2 separate regions of the Homo sapiens genome follow, and region 2 is linked to region 1. A link is a contact called in ENCODE Hi-C or POLR2A ChIA-PET data. All regions are on one chromosome and are shown on one strand. Each heading gives the region's core, a stretch centred on a gene start or an enhancer-like site at or near the end of the contact. The rest is flanking DNA. Distances are from core to core; before and after follow the strand shown. Region 1 overlaps IRAG1 (inositol 1,4,5-triphosphate receptor associated 1). Region 2 overlaps IRAG1 (inositol 1,4,5-triphosphate receptor associated 1).

What was found. Hi-C counts contacts between places; a loop is a spot of excess contacts on that map. ChIA-PET counts read pairs that join two places held with the same protein, here RNA polymerase II (POLR2A). Pooled maps may share reads with other maps.
Region 2: a loop to region 1 is called in a map of CD14-positive monocyte, with 2.4 times the contacts of the local background. The contact joins two enhancer-like sites. A Hi-C loop is called at or near these places in 5 of 168 maps with a recorded cell type or tissue (CD14-positive monocyte, PC-9, ascending aorta and 2 more), 4 of 37 single-sample maps with no recorded cell type and 7 of 50 pooled maps. POLR2A ChIA-PET finds 5 or more read pairs at or near these places in 2 of 52 experiments (MCF 10A and activated B cell).

What each region holds. Positions count from the first base shown.
Region 1 is chr11:10,656,929-10,663,955 of GRCh38, reverse strand. All of the region lies in intron 1 of IRAG1 (inositol 1,4,5-triphosphate receptor associated 1), which reads left to right. Among named protein-coding and RNA genes, the nearest start is that of IRAG1, 33 kb to the left of the region's middle. RefSeq lists a silencer at 4,240-4,534 and enhancers at 3,588-4,787, 6,156-6,305, 5,910-7,027. Within about 2 kb of position 4,040, at least 25 of the 41 ENCODE cell types and tissues checked have a DNase peak (open chromatin) inside an H3K27ac peak, as active enhancers do; they include CD14-positive monocyte and ascending aorta, where a contact is called at or near this core.
Region 2 is chr11:10,603,159-10,609,592 of GRCh38, reverse strand. IRAG1 (inositol 1,4,5-triphosphate receptor associated 1) reads left to right here. Exons shown (of 21, transcript NM_130385.4): 12 at 2,821-2,851; 13 at 5,048-5,188; 14 at 6,342-6,434. Among named protein-coding and RNA genes, the nearest start is that of LYVE1, 38 kb to the right of the region's middle. RefSeq lists enhancers at 3,157-3,451, 3,177-3,471. Within about 2 kb of position 2,917, at least 21 of the 41 ENCODE cell types and tissues checked have a DNase peak (open chromatin) inside an H3K27ac peak, as active enhancers do; they include CD14-positive monocyte and ascending aorta, where a contact is called at or near this core.

The DNA of each region.
Region 1 (7,027 bases), core at 2,791-5,290:
GTGTTTAATCCTGACTCTGCCTTCTGACTGTGTGACCTAGAGCGAGTCACTTTGCTTGTCTAAGGCTCCATTTCCTCATCTGTAAAATGGACAAGTAATTCCTTTCTCACAGACCTGAGATGGTTCAAGAGCTAGCGTATCTACATTGTGCTGGGTGTGTAGTAGGCCATGTGAAAAGTGAGGCTTGATTCCTAGAGTCCTTGCTTTCAAAAGAAGAGATCCACCAGGTATTGAGAACTTTCTCTGTACCTGTGTTACAAAAGAAAGCTATCTGCCCTCAGGCTTTGCAAATGAGAAACAGAAACCACTGCTTGGCAGATTGGGATAGCCACACAGTGCTGTCATAGACCAGAGGAGAATATAGCTTCCAGGAGAGGTCAGGGAAGCCTTCCTGGAGGAGGTGGCCTTGGAGGACACACCCCAGAGCCCCAGTGCCCAGCACAGTACCTAACACATAGGAAGCACTCAACAAGCTTTTCTAGAATGGGTGAATGATTTAGGCAGGCACCATGGAGGCCATCTTTTCCTTCTGACTTTCCCAAACCAGTTCCTACATATATTCCTATATTCCTATATGTATTCCTACAGGTTCCTAATAGACCCTGATGACCTCTTCCTAGAAGAAAACTAGGAAGGGAAGGGGAGATGATGGAGAAGTAGGAGGAACTGAATGAGAGAGGCACACTGGGAACTGGGTGTTAATTTTCTTTTCTTTTTTTGCTTATTTATTTATTTATTGGGCTGTGGTGTTGCCAAGTCAAGGAAGCTTTATTTTTATTTGGAACAAAGTTTCTAAAGAATCCAAGGCAATAGGGTGCCTCTTCTGGTTCCTGGTGGTCTAGATGGCCCTTGACAGATCTCTGGGCCTGGACAAAACACCAGCTTGCCTTTATCCATCCTTGCTCCCATCCTAAGAAAAGGGCATCTTCAGGTTCAGAGGCCGGGAGATCCAAGGAAGAGGCCGTTGGCTCAGATTCAGCCCACATGTTGGCTTCTGAAAGAACCAAGGCCATCAAGGCCTAGTGCGATCCCATCAAGTGGGTACAGTGCCTCCTGCCTTCTACCTGAAATAAGGTACATTTCCCAGAGGCCTGCTTCATGGGAATGGGCAATCCCAGGTGCTGGATTGCCAGGACCCCTAATACCAGAGTCTGTGCCTTTGCTGGAGCAGGAATCAAGCCATGAGTCCAGGTCTGGGTTTAAAGGCAATGACCACCTTGCAAAGCCTCCCGGCTCTGCTCTGTCAGGAAGGAGGTGGTTCCAGAGTACCACAGCAGCAGACACGAGGGTGCTGCCGCATTTGAACACACATAACCAACTGTTTGAGGAAATGCTTTGGTCAGCATTCCAAGCGGAGCCAGAGGGGCTGGTGGGGCTGCTCTGTGGTCTTCTGTTAGGCTTAGGTTAAAGCTAGAAGAGCCATTGATAAGTTAATCTGAAAATTCACTTTGCAAATTACTCCTGGATGGCAGAACAGAAGCATGAAGGTGTCAGAGAAGGAGGCCCTGGCCTTTTGTGAGGTTTTAGTTGTAGAATACTATGGGAGAAATTTGCACATCTGTGTGGCAGAGAAGACATGAAACCCGGGTACATCATCGAGAGAGAGAAAAACTTGGCCATTAACCTGGGGAAGCTCAATGAGAATGAGGGCAGGCAAGGCCACCCACTTGCTTATATAGCAACCCAGATGATGGCTAAGTTTTGTATTTTTAGTAGAGATGGGGTTTCACCATGTTGGCCAGGCTGGTCTTGAACTCCTGACTTCAAGTGATCCACCCGCCTTGATCTCCCAAAGCCCTGGGATTACAGGCATGGGCAACTGCACCCAGCCTATGTAAAACCTTCTTCTCTGCTTTTTAGAAATACGGTGTCATTCATTTATTAACTCAATAAACATTTAGTGAATGCCTATTCTGTGTTTGACCCTGTACTGGAGGCAGGTCATAAAAATATGAATATTATAAGAATATTCATAAAGCTATGAATAAGGCAGAGTCTCTGCTCTTGAGATGTTCAAATTCTAGTTGGGTTGAGTTCTGGGCAAAGTACCCTGGGAGGATAGGGCAGTAGGCTGAATACTCCCCCCTCCCCAAGATGTCTACATCCTAACCCAGGAACCTATGAAGATGTTACCTTAAATGGCAAAAGGGCCTTTGCAGATATGATTAAATTGGGAATACTTAGATGGAGATTACCCTGGATTAACTGAGCGGGTTCAATGTAATCATGAGTTCTTATAAGGAGGCAGGACGGTGAAAGTCAGAGGAGAAGGAAATGTGAAGGGGGAAGCAGAGATCAGAGGGGAGAAAAGATGCCAGCGACTCTGCTGGCTTTGAGGATGGAGAAAAAAGGGTCACCAGCCAACGAATGTAGGCAGCCTCTAAAGCTGGAAATGGCAGGAAATGGATTCTCCCCTAGAGCCTCCTGAAGAAGCACAGCCCTGCTGATGCTTAGACTTTAGCCTGCTGAGATGGATTTTGAACTTCTGACCTCAAGAATTGTAAGATAATGAATTTGTGCAGTTTTAAGCCACCAAATATGTGGAAATTTGGTACAGACGCAGTAGGAAACTACTACAGGAAGGGAGTAACTTTTCCTGAGGTGAAGAGGAGGAATGGGTTTATGAAGGAGGAGATATGTGAACTGGGTCTTGGAGGACAAGTAGGAACCCATAAAGTATAGAAGGAGGACAGAAGGCAGCCCAAGTATAAGGAGGAGGATGTATGCAAAGGGTGTAAAAAAGCAGGGCATGTTTGGAGGTTGGCTTTTGGTCCACTGTGGTTGGGGCATAAGGTGTACAAAGGTTGAAAGAGGGGATCAGCCTCGAGAGAGGGGCTAGGAGCTTGACTCAGAACTGGCCCCCCCATGGTAAAAGGGAATCAATCCTCAAGGAGTTTATGAAGGGGAAGGATGATCCAATTTGTGTTTCAGACAGACTGCTCTGGTATCATTATGGAGGGTCATTGGAAGGGACCAGGCCAGAGGTAAGGAGACAAATGAGGCTGTTGCAGTGACTCAGGTCACACAGAGCCATGGGCAGGGGTGCCAGGGATGGGAGGAAGGGCATTTCTGAACTAGGATTGATGGGACTCAGAGTCATCTAATTGAATGTGGAGGGTGACAGAAATGAAGGAGTCACGGTGACTTCTAGGTTTGTAGCTTGAGTGCCATTCTCTGGGGCACAGGAGGAGTGGGCTGGGGAGGGAAAGAAACAATGAGCTCTGTCAGGGATGTGTTGAGGATAAGGGATTCATAGTCCACTTGGGAAAAGTTGTCCAAAGACAATTGGCAATGAAGTCTCCATAACTGTGCTATCTTGGGGTGATACTAAAGTCATCTGTGTTCCTTCTGCACCCTGGTAGGAGCAAGAATCAGGGAGCCTGGGGCTGAGTAGCTCAGTGGTGTGCTGGCAATGTTCCACGGCCAGCTCTCTGGGGGGAAAAGGCCCTGATATGTACATAGTGTTTGCCAATTTCCATGGTATAGATACTCCCACTATGACCAATGGCAAGCTACTAACTCACCCTCACTGATCATGGAACTGAGAAGAGATGGGCAGTAGCAAATCATTATATAGTTTCCGCTATGCAGAGACAATAGAAATAAATCTTCAGAAGAGCATAGATAATAGTAAAATGTAGTAAAATAATTAAAAAGCAGTTATTTTGAGTATTTATCTCCTTTTTGTTTAATGTGAGTTCATGTAATTTATTTTTTAATAATGTCTGTGTTTAACCACCAGTTCACAGAATTCTTGAAAATTACATTAGACTCTTATGAGCTGGAACAAGCAGGCTCCTGTGCACCACTAAAGAGATTCCTCCAAAGTACAAGTTAGAAGGGCCCAGAAATCCACCTACTTCTCAGGCTTAGTGACTCTCTAAAGTCACCCATGTGGGGAGGCAGAGCCAAGCCTAGGGCCTAGGAGACAGTTCCTGATCCTCCATGTCTTCCTGGAGACCCCTCGGTGCCCTGCCCTTTATGGGATCTCACAGACCCAGAATGCCGTGTGGTCCTTGACCCCAGGATGATGACTCATGTCACTCTTGAGTGAGTGACTCAGGGAAGAGGCTGCTGAGCAGCCTGGAACAAACAGAACTGGGCAAGATTTATATCTGCTAGGCGCTAAATGGGAGGCTCAGATACTTTGCTGCTATTCTCGGTGCCTTTGAACTGCCTCCGATTGAGCAATTGTACATATTTTGAAGAAGAAAAAATTTTTTCAAGTGGACCTATTTTTAAAAAAAGAATTCCTGAAGTGAACAAGCTGGAAAGGAAACCTGGGGAGATGTTTAGGCTTATTTCCTGTCATTGGTCTGAGCAGGTGCTGGCTCCTTCCCAGGGCACCCCCAGCCAACAAAGCCTATACGAGCTCCACAGGAGCGGAGAGCAGGGCTGGAGAAAATCGGGCCCTAAGAAGGTTTCCCACAGAGGTGCAAACCCCAGGATTGTCGGGGTTCTCAGGGCCAGCCTCCCGAAACGTGACTTTGTTTAGGGGACACAGTCTTGGGGGAAGTGACTTCCACTTCCTCATCCTCCCTTTTCTGTTGCCACCGAGGCTTTCTCCCTGCATCTCCGCCCTTCACCATTCCTGCTCCTGCACAATTCCCTTCAATCTAGATCCACTTTCAGGAGAGAATCCTGGGGCTTCCACCACACACTGGGGGGTGGCTGTACCCCCTTCAGTCACTCACTTACCCACTTGTTCAGCACAGCACAAATACCTACTTGGCCAGACACTGTGGCTGGCTCTCTTCCAGGAGGGATTCCACACTAGGCCTCATGTCTCACCTGTGGAACAAAAACCTCTGTTTTGGGGGAGTCATCATGAGTACAGGGATAGTGGAAAGAACTGGGGCTTTGAAACCAGACCAACCTGGGACTGAGCACAGCCCAGACCTGGGACTAAGCACAGCACAGATCTGGGGCAAGCACAGCACAGACCTGGGACTGAGCACAGCACAGACGTTGGGCAGCCACAGCACAGACCTTGGGCAGCCATAGCACAGACCTGGGACTGAGCACAGCACAGACATGGGGTGAGCACAGCACAGACATGGGGTAACCACAGCACAGACCTAGGACTGAGCACGGCACAGACATGGGGTGAGCACAGCACAGACATGGGGTAACCACAGCACAGACCTAGGACTGAGCACAGCACAGACACGGGGCAAGCACAGCACGGACCTGGGACTGACCACAGCACGGACCTGGGACTGACCACAGCACTGACCTGGGACTGACCACAGCACAGACCTGGGACTGACCACAGCACGGACCTGGGACTGAGCACAGCACAGACATGGGGCAAGCCCAGCACAGACCTGGGACTGTCCACAGCAAAGACCAGGACTGAGTCTCTTTTACTTGCAGGAGACAAATCTGGGAGCTCTGAGCCACTAGGATGAACACCAGAGTCTCTCTGAGCCTTGGCTTGGTTTTGTTGATGCTGTGCATGCTTAGAGAACTCAGCTGCCCTGTTTGGAGAATGGCGAGGGCACTGAGTGGACTCTATGTACCAGCACCTTGCATGTATTTCCTGATTTAATCGTTACAACAACGCTAAAAGGTGGGTGCTATTACCTCCATTTTCAAATGAGGGAACTGAGGCCAGGGGAGATTTATCCAGCAAGGGAGAGGCAGAGGAAGGATTAGAACGGAATCTGCCAAGCAACAAAGCCCCGTGAGCAGGCCAAGGTTAGGAAGCAGGATGGGGCTTTCCCAAGGCAGGCTTCCCATCCGGCTCACTTGTGGAGTCGCGGAACCCAGCTCTGCAGTTGGCCAGGCCCAGGGGACCCCCAGAGGCACCTCCCAGCACTTTCAGCAGATCTCCTGTGGGGAGCATCCTCTCTCCTGCGAGAGTGACCATGAGAGCATGAGAGCAAGAACAATGACGAGTCACTGCCGAAGGACGCCTGCTTTCACAGCACAGACACAATGGCTTACCCTTTACTATGAGCAAAACCGTCAAAATGAAAAGTCAGAAAGCTGCCACATGCAGCCGGGCTCGGGGCATGGGTGCTCTGGGGACTTTTCTGACTCTGCCCCTCACTCATAGATGTGGCCTTGGTCACATGCCTGCCCCTCTGGGCCTCGGTTCCCCATTGGTAAAAATGGGTGCAGGGGTAAGACTGGTGAGTTCTCAGTGTCCCTCCATCACCCTCTGGATTTGCAGAAGGGCTAAGAGAGCTCCACGTGCAGTCACCCCCAACAATTCCCCCCATCAGTTGTCCATCTAGAGATAGACCCGTGGTATTAATAGCAACCTAATCTCTTTCACATTCTTTGTGCTGCTAAAATGAAAGCAAAAATTCAAAGCTGGAAGAACAAAAAAACTCCCTTCTGAGAATACTGAGTCACTCCAGAAAGGTCAGTGGAGGCTAGGTTAACCCATGGTTTCCCGAAAGGGCTTCTTGGCTCTTCCCTCAATGCTCAAAGATTCACAGAGAGAATCTGAGAGCCGCTTAGCTTACGGGCTGTGCTCCTGGGATACTGTGGTTTCAGAGAGGAGTTTGGTCTCTCCTAGGCAGGTTGCAAGGCTCTGGGAGAGGCATCTTTGGCGCCATGATGAGAGGCTGCTGCTGCCTGCCGAGAACAGGCTTGGCCCTGCAAGGAAGGGGAGCATCAGACCCAGATTCGGTGAATTCCCAGCACTGCCATTCATGAGCGATGACATTGGGCAAGTCTCTGGGCCTCTGTTTCCTCATCTGTAACATGGGTCTAACTTTAATGTTAATAATAATAGTACTTACTCTCCCCATCTCACAGGGCTGCTGACAGCACTGAAAGAGATAGTCTCTGTAAATTCTGTTCCTGAACCGTGCGTCCCGATGATGGCTCTATACTTTCTGGGATACAGTAAGGCCTTTGAAGCCTACAAGGCAGGGCCGGCCTCCGCGTCCTCCACCTGCTGCTACCACCTACCAGAGGACATGCAGGCTCAACTGTAGGCCACTCTTTAGCCCTCATAAGACCCCGGCCCGACAACCGAAGTGTAGGTCCTGTTTCCTCCCCTCTGCCTCCC
Region 2 (6,434 bases), core at 1,668-4,167, 53 kb after region 1:
AATGCATTCGAAACAAAAAGAATAATGAAAGGCCAGGCTGGGTGTTTTCAACTCAAAGGCCAGGTGGGGTTCTTAGGTGAGCACAGTTCATGAAGGCATAAGGGTCACCAGAAGCTCATGGCAGCAGAGAATGGGCTTTGAGCCAGGAGACATGGGTTTCAATCCCAGATACACCATTTACCCATGACTAGTTAAGTTTTCAAATATTTTTTTGTAGAGATAGGGTCTTGCTATGTTGCCCAAGATAATCTTGAACTCCTGGCCTCAAGTGATCCTTCTACCTCGGCCTCCCAAAGCACAAATAACATTTAAGTAACCAAATGAATGATTTGAAAGAGTAAAGTTGGTAGAAAGACCATAAAATAGGGCACATCTAGAGAATGACATGAGAGTGGGGCATTGGGTAGGAGGTCAAGGAAAGGCCTCTGTGATAAAGTAATAATTTGAGATGTGCAAATAACAAATGACAAAAAGCCACTCATGCAAGGGTTTTGGTAAGATTTACAGAGGAAAAAAATTGTAATTTTAACAAACGGTGCTGGGACAACTGGATAGCCACATACAAAAGAGTGAAGTTGGACCCCTACCTCACACAAAACACACAAATTAACTCATAATGGATCATAGACCTAAATGTCAGAGAGAACACTATAAGACTCTTCAAAGAAAAAATATAAGTAAATCTTCATGTCTTTGGGTTTTTTAGATATGGCACCAAAAACACAAGAGACAAGATTTTAAAAATAAATAGTACTTCCTCAAAATAAAAACTTCTGTGCTGCAAACAGTGTCAAGAAAGTGAAAGGCAACCCACAGAATGAAATATTTGCAAATCACTTATCTGAAAAGGAACTTGTTTCTAGAGCATATAAAGAAGGCTTACACTCAATAAAAAGATAAATAACCAATTTTTCAAAATGGGGAAAGGATTTAAATAGACATTTCTTCAGAGAAGATATACAAATAGTCACTTAAAAAAGATGCTGTGTCCTTTTAGAGGCTCACAGCTCTGCCCCCGGGTACCTATGCCCATTTGTAAGGCACAGTTATCTGCATCAGACACCAGACATACCATGTGGCTTCTCTGCCTAAATCATACTTCTCTGAGTCCTCAGAGTTTCCCCCCAGACCCCCACTTTTTTTTTAAGGTGGGTATGTTCTAACTGGGTGTGGTGGCTCATACACCTGTAATCCTAGCACTTTGTAGGCTCAAGGCAAGAGGATCACTTGAGGCCAAGAGTTTAAGACCAGCCTGGACAACAGAGTGAAACTCTGTTTCTACAAAAAATAAAAATAAAAAATTAGCCAGGTATAGTGGCATGCACCCATAGTCCCAGCTACTCTGGTGGCTGAGGCAGGAGGATTGCTTGAACCCAGGAGTTCAAGGCTGTAGTAAGCCACCTCTGCAGTGATCCTGCCACTGCACTCCAGCCTGGGCAGCAGAGCGAGACCCTGTCCCCAAAAATAAATAAATAAAATAAAAATAAGGTGGGTGTGTTCTACAGCAAAAAAGCAGAATGTGAGTCATTGAAATAGAAAAATGTTTGGTTTATAATTTATGAAAATATGTGCATTTCACATAATATCCCAACAAACCCAGGAGTCAGAAACAAACTTGGCAAGTTTTGCCAAATCATTTAAATCATATGTGTATGCTGTAGATGACAGTTAAGGCAAGGGCCTGATGGGTGGGGTTGTGACAAGGACTGTAAGTGTCAAACATCCCTGCAGCTGTTTGTCCCGTGTTCTGGACTCCGCTGACTTCATGGCCATGGGGTCTTCTCATCCTGACAGGAAGGCACTCATATCATTCCCTAGGGGTGAGAACCAGCCCCCTGCAGAGATGGCTGACCCCTACCTTTGCTCTTGGGGTCCCTTCACACCCGTTCAAGAGAGGAAGCTGTGTTTCCTGAGAAGCTTATTGATGGCATGCTCTGTTGCCAAGTTCTGTGACGCTGGTAGGACCCCTCCCAGGCCTCCCCGCCCCAGCACAGGAAAGGGCCTGTGCATTATTTACATTGTGTGGACTTCAGATGGGGCCAGCTTTAGTTACCAGCAAGAGCAGCAGCCACAGCAGCATCGAGTGGACATGCAGATGCAGGGACTGCCTATAGCTGGAGAGCCCTGGCTGTGGGAACGCCACAGACGAGGAGCTGCTCAAAAGGATGCCTCTGTGTCGGCTGGGGCTTTCTTGCCACTCTGTGATTCTAGCCATCAGAAGTTCTTGCTGTGGAGAAGAACCCTGGTCACTCTCTCCTACCATTTATTCTCTGGCCCGCATGCACCTTTGTCACAGCCCTCAGAGACAGAGGAGGGTGAGGCTTTGCAGACCTGGGTGGATATCCCCAGAACAATTATAATGGCAACTTAGATGTGTATGAGTTATAAAGTCCTTATCACATGCATTTTCTTATTTCTCACAGCAAGGCTATGAGTTCAAGGTCACATTTCCCGAGAGCCCACTGAGTGTGGATGCCATATATTTATGCATACAAACACATACACATACATACATGAGTACATATAGTGCTTATAATACCTCTGCAAGGTAGGTGATATGATTCCCATTTTGCAGATGAGCACGCTGGGGCTTAGAGAGATTAAATAACTTGTCCAAAGTCACAGAGATAGTCATGGTGCCGTAAGAGTCAGTATCTCACAGGTGACAGAGCACAGGCAAGGGGACATTGCATCTTTTCCTTCTCACCAACACAGCTTACTCCACCCCTGGAAACACATGGTCTGCTGGTCATTCAGAGTCACCTTTGGGTCTATTGACTAGGTTGCACACAGTTCAATTGTGTGTTTTCTTTTTCACAGTGCCCCTCCACTCACTGAAAAGGAAGTTGAGGTAAGTGACTCAAGTGTGTTATGAAATTTAGTGCCCGTGCTTGACTGGGCTTATTCAAAACATTTCTTCCTCCAGACTCTAGCTCTGACATTTTTAGACAAAAATGAGAAAGAGTGACTGTGGGGTAATGTGAACATTCATGACCAGCCCTCTTGAACCATGAGATCCCCATTCCCACGTCCGTTCATGGAAGATTTTGACAAATTTGGGCAAAAGGGAGAAGGTAGTTGGAAATTTTACATTCCTGTAAGGATTGTTTATATTCTTTAAATGTACGACTTAGATACACAAAACCAGCTGGGAGGCTGCAGAATTGAATCAAATTTATTTCAAAATTACTGAAAAATGGTCAGATTTCAAGTTCTAAGCTTTAGTTTAGTGGGAAAGGGGGCTGGCCTCCTCAGGGTTTCAGCTACAAGAATGCCAGCTCAGCGGAGCCGGGAAGCTGTGCTGTCAGCAATCCAGCCTTCCGGTTTCCTCACTGGGGCCTCCTTGTCCCAGCGGGGTTGTGAGTGAGCTGAGGGGAATCTGCATTTCATTCTGTAGCGGACAAAGAGAACTTATCAGAGGTGAGACAATGAGAACTGCTGATGTGGACCAGATAAGCAGAGGAAGACAGACAGTATGAAGTATCTACCACAGGTAGTATCTATAACTTGCACACAGGCATTGCACTTGCAGTCTATAACACACGCATAGCCATCCTTTCAGCTGATCCTAACCAGCAGCTCTGAAAAGCAGGTGGAGCAGGAATCAGCACAAAGGAGAAAACTGAGTGAGTAAATAACCACACCAAGTTTCTAGATACTGTAGTTGGCAAAACCAAGACCTAGATCCAAGTGTTCTCACTGAATTCAGAACTCATTGTGTCACACTGCTGTTAAGGGGATAATCAAGGTATAGAAAATTAAGCATTGAGCATTATTCATAGACTTGACCAAGGCCGGGTAAGGCAGAAAATTTCTATCACTGGGCTATGAGCTCTAAGCCTACCCACTGACATTTGTGAAGATGGGCCATGGGCGGTTTGTTTAATGTCCAAATGCTGACCGCAGATGTATATGGACACAGCTCTCGGCATGGTGGAAATAAAACAGGCTTTCAAATCAGACAGTCTGAGGTTAAATCCTGGCTCCGTTACTCCGTGTCACCTTGAACAAGTTAATGACCGTTCTGGTCTTGGCCTCTTTACCCATAAACAGGTATAACAGTTCCCACCCCAGAGGGTTATTGTGAGATTACATGAATTTGTAGAATGAAAAGCAGTGCTGGCATATAGTAGATGCTCAATAAGGAGTAGTTTTCAATATTGCCTTCATCATCATCATTGGGTCAATTCTGTACCTTCAATTCTTCTGGAGATGACTGCCTTCCATGGGCCATGTTACATGAACTTCAGAAGCCCCTGTGGTTACTAACCCTGCAGGGTATAAATCTGCTACCACTCAGGGCAGATGATGGCTGTAAAATTGAAGACCATTGCTTCCTTCCTGAGTGAGGTCCATCTGTCTATTTCTTCTCCCTAGTAGTTTCCTACTGTTCTGGGAATTCCATGTATGACCAATATTATCTTTTCAAAGTCTGTTCATGCAGGCTGCAATTTTAGCATGAAACATTTATTTATTCCAGAAAGCTTAACCGAACAGAATCATACCTGGCCTTATTTAATCTCCTGGCAGCTACTTAAAGCTTCTATCAATACAGGATTTGGAATACTCGGGCTAGATGCTGATTGAAGTTTGCTTTACGTCAACAATGCTTAAATCTCACATGGAGTTTCTTTCAATACAGTATTTTCCTGCAAAATCTCCAAAACCCCTCATGCAATAAATCCCAGCATAAATCCAGATGCTTACACAATTAGCTGTACTGGCCTGAGTTTATCTAAACCCAGATACAGGATGTTATTTTCTTAAAATTCAGGAAAAAGCAAAGTGTTATTCTCTTCTTATTTTTTGGTAGAATACATTTGGACCTCCGGTTCTGGGAAGGGCCTAGCGTGGACCTTGGTCCCTGCTTTACCATCTTTTTTGTGGTTTCCTGTGAAGTGAGCGTTTCCCTTGCACATGGCTGCTTTGGTGCTTTGGCGGCTGTTCCAGGGGCCGTTGCAAAACGCTCGTGCAAGGAGCACAGCTGCAGCCTTGTCCTCTGCAGTAACTCCTCCCAGCACCTCTCTCACACCCTTGTTCCCAACAGAACGTGTTTGTGCAACTGTCCTTGGCCTTTAGAAATGACAGCTACACTCTGGAATCTAGAATTAACCAGGCTGAAAGGGAACGCAACCTGACAGAGGAGAACACTGAGAAAGAACTGGAAAACTTCAAAGCTTCCATTACGGTAATTGTGGAGCCTGATGTGAGGAATCCCTGGAGCAGAGACTGTCCCCAAGGGCCATACAGGGTGTCATGCTTCTCTCAGGTACCAAGTATAGTCTCCTGAAGTGAAAAATTGAGCCAAGACTCTGACAGTGTTCCTCAGAGAGTTGGGGGGAACTGAGGCAGAGATCCCAAAGGCCTGGTTCCCTCAGGGCTGTGGACAGGTCCTCCAAAGCCTTGGGAGCTTCTCAGAAGGGGGCAGGGTGGCCTGGGTGTGACTCCTACTTTCAGGCGCCAGGGATAGCGTGTTCACATTGGGCTTCTCCAAGCACCAGAAGAAACTGTGGCCCAGGCCCTGCAGAGGCCACTTCTCTCAGCCTGGATGGGGCCCAGAGCTGCTTTCATGAGAGCTGAGTCTAGGCTTGGTGTGTGTCTTAGTCAGTTTGAATTGCTGTAACAAAGGGCCTTAGACTGGGTGGCTTAAATGGCAAACATTTATTTCTCATAGTTCTGGAGGCTGGAAGGCCAAGATCAGGGCACCAGCATGGTCGGGTTCTGGTGAGGGCCATCTCTGGCTTGCAGACTACCACCTTTCCATTATATCTTACATGGTGGAAAGAGAACAGAACTCTCTGGGGTCCCTTTTATAAGAGCACTAATTCCATTCGTGGGGCTCCACTCTCCTCACCTAATCACCTCGCCCAGGCCCCACTTCACTATCACATTGAGGAGTTAGGATATGTCCCCCCAAAAGTCAGCAGATGACTTTGTGGGGGGCACAGACATTTAGCCCAGTGGTCCGCATCCCCTGGGCCAGGCCGCAAACCGGTACCAAACCATGGCCTGTTAGGAACCAGGCTGCACAGTAGGAGGTGAGCTGCCTGAGAGCATGACCTCCTGAGCTCCGCCGCCTGTCAGATCAGCAGCAGCATTCGATTCCCATAGGGTCACGAACCCTATTGTAAACTGTGCATGCGAAGGATCTAGGTTGTACCCTCCTTATAAGAATCTAATGATCAGAGGTGGAAGAGTTTCATCCCCAAACCATCGCCCCCACCAGGTTTGTGGAAAAATTGTCTTCCAAACCAGTCCCTGAGGCCGAAAAGGTTGGGGACTGCTGATTTAGTCCATAACATTATTTGAGGACCCCAGGTGATGCTCCTACTCCTGTTCAGTCCTCAGCTTCACTCTGGCACCACTGTGAGCACCGGGAAACCTACCAGAAGTTGCTGGAGGACATCGCTGTCCTGCACCGCCTGGCTGCCCGC